2 separate regions of the Mus musculus genome follow, and region 1 is linked to region 2. Evidence: chromatin loops called from intact Hi-C (ENCODE). Cell type or tissue: left cerebral cortex. All regions are shown on one strand.

What was found. Peaks named below come from ENCODE experiments on the same cell type or tissue, not always from the same donor. Only the 100,000 strongest peaks of a DNase experiment are listed, where the experiment ranks them.
Region 1: it touches region 2 in a loop (5-fold over the local background); 41 of 42 quality-filtered maps call a loop at or near these places.

What each region holds. Positions count from the first base shown.
Region 1 is chr16:17,208,257-17,210,756 of GRCm38, forward strand. Rimbp3 (RIMS binding protein 3) reads left to right here. Exons shown (of 1, transcript NM_001033338.3): 1 at 1-2,500. The coding sequence starts at 458. Among named protein-coding and RNA genes, the nearest start is that of Rimbp3, 1.4 kb to the left of the region's middle. In left cerebral cortex, CTCF peaks have their summits at 1,029 and 1,934 (motif pointing right); DNase peaks (open chromatin) are centred at 755, 950 and 1,945; H3K4me3 peaks cover 2,160 bases; H3K27ac peaks cover 741 bases.
Region 2 is chr16:17,275,198-17,277,697 of GRCm38, forward strand. Tmem191c (transmembrane protein 191C) reads left to right here and starts at 1,103. Exons shown (of 10, transcript NM_177473.3): 1 at 1,103-1,271; 2 at 1,437-1,560; 3 at 1,640-1,690; 4 at 1,765-1,842; 5 at 1,997-2,053; 6 at 2,145-2,204; 7 at 2,331-2,395; 8 at 2,472-2,500. The coding sequence starts at 1,117. In left cerebral cortex, a CTCF peak has its summit at 1,052 (motif pointing left); DNase peaks (open chromatin) are centred at 1,104, 1,453 and 1,791; H3K4me3 peaks cover 1,680 bases; H3K27ac peaks cover 1,650 bases.

The sequences.
Region 1 (2,500 bases), 67 kb before region 2:
TTCAAAACTCGACCAGAAACCCTAGTAGAGCCAGGTGAGATCTGACCAGAATCCATTTTTACTCAGGCCCAGGATCAGCGATCATCTAGGAACCCTACTGGGGATCTAATTCTGGAAAGGATTGCACACTGCCAGGGCGAAAGTGGAACAGGTCACAAAAGCCCTAAAGCAGATATGTGTGGGCTCCGAAATATGCCCGGGGTATCCGGGGAAGTTCAGAGGCTAGTTTGAAAGGGGTCTCAGGAGTTTAGGAAGAAGCGAAAGGCACTCAATCTGTGGGGAGGCGACAGGTTATAAGGGAGATCGCCCCCAAGGCGGAAGAGGCGCGCGGAGGGCACCTAGGGGCGCCGGAAGGGGCGCGTGGGGCGGTTGGCAGCGGCCGGGGGCGGAGGCCGTTGGCTAACTGGCCTACCAATACCAAACTATCTCTCTGGCTTCTTGCCGGGCTGCGGCCACAATGACAAAGGACTCACCCACCCCCTTGGGTGGTGGCCGCGCGTCGCCCAAGAAGCCAAGCAGCCCCGGCCCAGCGGCCGCAGTGCTGGAGGAGCAGAGACGAGAGCTAGAAAAACTACGGGCAGAGCTGGAGGGCGAGCGCGCGCGCGGCCGGTCGGAACGGAGGCGTTTCGCTACCCAGACGCGCCAGCTGCGGGAGTCGGCTGAGCAGGAGCGGCAGCAGCTGGCTGACCATCTGCGCTCCAAGTGGGAGGCACGACGCCTCCGGGAGCTGCGGCAGCTGCAGGAGGAGGTGCAGCGCGAGCGTGAGGCCGAGATCCGGCAGCTGCTGCGCTGGAAGGAGGCAGAGATGCGGCAGCTGCAGCAGTTGCTACACCAGGAGCGCGATGTTGTATTGCGCCAGGCAAGGGAGCTTCAGCGTCAGCTGGCCCAGGAGCTAGTGAACCGTGGTTACTGCAGCCGCTCAGGGGCATCCGAAGCCTCCGCGGCACAATGCCGCTGTCGCCTGCAGGAAGTGCTGGCGCTGCTGCGCTGGGAGACCGACGGCGAACAAGCCGCGCGCATCCGCCACCTGCAGGCGGCGCTAGACGTGGAGCGCCAGCTATTCCTTAAATACATCCTAGAGCACTTCCGCTGGCAGCCGGCTTTACCGGGACCCGCGGACCCCCAAGCCACGCATTCCTTGGAAGAGCCGCCCCTAGAAGCCCAGAGTAACACTGGTGGCACCCCAAAGCCTGCTCGTCGACTCGGATCCCTCGAAAGCCTGAACACTGGCGTCCGGGTTCATTCTCCAAACGACCTGCTGCCCACGCGCGCCGGCTCCCTCGAATCTTTGGCAACAGCACATTCCTGCTCACTGGACAACACACTGAATTGCTCCCAGGCTTCTGAATCCGAGGTAAGGGCCCCTGCGACCAGCGCGTCTATTCCAGACACCTCCAGTCCCCAGCCGCCGCCTCAGCTACCATCAATACATAGGAAACCTAATGACCTGCAGAAAGAAAGCTCCGAGAACAAGCCCTGCGAAGCCTCGACCTCCTCGCCTCCGGGTCTGGACTACCAGGAACTGGTGAGGCAGAACTCGGAGCTGGCCGAGGCATTGCAGGTGCTGGTTCGCCGCTGTTGTGACCTGCGCGAAGAAAACTTGCATCTGCGGCGTAAAGGCTTCTCCGAGGAGGCAGGAGAGAAAGTGAAATGGCTCAAGGTGAAGCACGCAGAGCTGACCGATCTCGCTCAGCGCCTTGAAGACAGGGCCCGCAAGCTTCAGGAGACCAATCTGAGGGCCATGAGTGCTCCAGTGCCAGGTGAGAGCCTCGAAGGTCTGGACCTGAGCCAAGTGTTTACCTGCCAGCGTGCTCAGGACCTGTCAGAACAGGCTGGCGCGCTGCAAGCCAAGGATCTACAGATCGAAGCATTGAGGCGGGAGTGCCACCTGCTGCAGGCGCGCATCGCCGCGGACCTTGGCAGCTCCTCGCATCCTGAAGAGGGCGCCACGTGCGCGCAATGGTGCAACATCAGTGACTTGGACCGGCTGCAGCGTGAGTCTCAGCGGGAAGTGCTGCGCCTGCAAAGACAGTTGACTCTACATCAGAGTAAAGCAGGCGCCTGGGCAGACGCGGGCAGACCCAGCACACCCTCGGAGATAACTCGGCACCAGGTGCAGGCGCTGGAACGCGAGTTGGGTTTACAGCGGCGGGAATGCGAGGAACTGAGCGTTCAGGCAGCCGCAGCTGAGCGGCGCTACGAGGAGACAGAGGCACAACTGCAGGCCGCGCTGCACAAAGGCGCCAGGCTGTCAGAGGAGAATGCACGGCTGCAGGCCCTGGCCAACTGGATGAAGAAGATGGCAGATGAGAACAGCAATGTTTCCCGGCAGCAAAGTCACACGAGGCAGAGGCAGGAACTCGAAGCCACTAGCCTGCTGGCTGAGCAGCTGCTGCAACAAGAGGGATATGCGCAAGACAGGCGGCAGCAGCTGCAGCACTACAAGAATAAAGCCCTAAGTGACCTTAGGACTTCCGGGAAAGAGATGCAGGGGTTGCAA
Region 2 (2,500 bases):
AGACCAGGCTGGCCTCGAACTCAGAAATGCGCCTGCCTCTGCCTCCCGAGTGCTGGGATTAAAGGCGTGTGCCACCACCGCCTGGCTAATTTATTTATTTTTAAAGACTTATTTATTTTTATTTATATGAGTACATTGTCACTGTCTTGAGGGCATCAGATCCCATTACAAATGGTTGTGAGCCACTATGTGATTTCTGGGAATTGAACTTATGACCTCTAGAAGAGCAGTCAATACTCTTAACCGCTGAGCCATGTCTTCAGTCCTTCTTTAAAAAAAAAAAAAAAAAAAAAGATTACACACACACATACACACACACTCACACACTATAGCTGTCTTCAGACACACCGGAAGAGGGTATCAGATCCCATTATAGATGGTTGTGGATCACCATGTGGTTGCTGGAAATTGAACTCAGAACCTCTGGAAGAGCAGTCAGTGCTCTTAACCATTGAGCCATCTCTCAAACCCTCTCATTTTTTCTTTCTTTTTTTCTTTGGTTTTTGTTTGTTTGTTTGTTTTTTCGAGACAGGGTTTCTCTGTGTAGCCCTGGCTGTCCTGGAACTCAGGCTGTAGACTAGGCTGGCCTTGAACTCAGAAATCCGCCTGCCTCTGCCTCCCAAGTGCTGGGATTAAAGGCGTGGGCCACCACACCCGGCCCTCATTTTCTTTTGAGTCAGGGTCTTGTTTAGACCTCTAGGCTGACCTTGAACTCTAGGTGATCTTGCCTCAGCCTCTAGTATTTTGGGATTACAAGGTACGGACCATCAAGTCTGGTCCTTCCTTAGAACTTTAGTAACTTTTTACCAATCAGATCTGGACTGTGATATTTTTGTTTTTTGTTTTGTTTTTCTTTTTTTTGAGACAGGTCCGCATGTAGCCTTGGCTAATTTCAAACTCCGTATGTAGCAAAGGATGACCTTGAACTCCTGATCTTCGTGCCCTCACACCTCCAAGAGATAGAATTACAGATGTGGGCAACCAAGCCCGGCTTTGTATACCTGAATTGGTCGGGCGTGATCCGTCTCGGTTGGGTTCGGGCGCCCTCTGCTGCCTATTGTGACGCGGGCCACCAAGTTACCCAGGCGGTGGAGGTCGGGGCGGAGCTCTGGAGCCATGACTGAGCCGCAGGAGCAGCTGCTGCAGCTGCAGAAGGACAACCGAGATGGCCGCCTGCGGAAGCAGGAGCTAGAAGAGCTGGTGCGTGGGCTGGAAGCCGAGAGCGAGAGCCTCACCGGGCGCCTGGAGGAGCTGCGGGAGCGCGAGCGCAGGTGCGAGGGCACCGAGGCCCCGGCAGGCTTGTTGGCAGTCTCGCTCCAGGCAGTGGGACCCTAGTCTGGAACTCTCAGGCTGGTGGCGGCTCCTTCCCAAAATATCTTGCTCCCTGGTTTTATCCCAGACCAATTCTCCGCCCCCTCTCCCCCTCCCCCGTGTAGCCTGCAGCGGAGACGAAGTCAAGCATCACGAGCCATTCGAGGCGAGGCATGTGAGGCGGCACGGGAGCGTGCGGAGCGGGCTCGTGGGCTGCTGGAGGCGGCGGAGCAGCACCGGCAGGACCTGGTGCGGGCAAGAGCAAGAGGCGGCTCCCGGGGTGGCTAGGCTGGAGGAGGGGCCTAGACAGCCTGGACCCTGTTCGCAGGAGCAACACAATCGGAAGCTGCAGGAACAGTGGGAGGAACTGTCCAGTCAGGTACGTGCAGTGTCTCAGATCATGCCCTAGTCCCCAAGATCCTTGAGCCAGGCACTCACGAGTTCGGTCCCCAGCTTTTCTACTATGGAGGGGAGCAGCTAAGTCAACAGCGAGCGGAGCAGCAACTAGGGAACCAGCTTGTGGCGCTGCAGGTACTTGGGCGGGGCTGTGGGCGGAGTATGGCTGTGGGCAGGGTTATGTGCATTTGTGGGCAGAGTATCAGCCTTCAAGGCCGGGGACCGAGCCTCGAGGCCCAGTGGTGTGCGAGGACTTCAGGTTCTTGACATCACTTGAATCCTCCCGAAGAAACATCTGGAGCTGGCGGAGGCCAAATTCAGCATGCAGGCAGAGGACCTGCGGCAGGTGCGAATGGCGCTGGACTCTGGGGGGGGGGGGGAAGGCGTGTGGGGAGGGCCTGTCATTGCGATGCTCATACCAAGCCCCTGGCTTCTAGGGTGCGCAGCGGACAGAAGAGGCCTGGGCCAGCTTCCAGGAGCAGAGTGGAGTCCTGCAGGTGTGACCCCTCGTTTCTGACAGCGGTTCTCTTTCGAATGCCCTGCGGCCTCGACTCTTTCTTCCTTACTCTCTGACTCGCGATGTAGCGCATCCTCTGCCCTGAATCCCTATTGCCATCCTTCAGGAGCTGCAGGGGAAAGTGATGGAGGCAGCAGCTGCGCTGGAGGCTACGCGCGGTGGCTCGGAACCGTAAGAATTGGGACTTGGAGGGCGTCGGAAGGTGCTAGGCCCAGCCTGGTGGCTCATCTCCGCGCCTGTCCTGCAGGTGGAACTCAGAGCCTCGTCCGGTGCAGG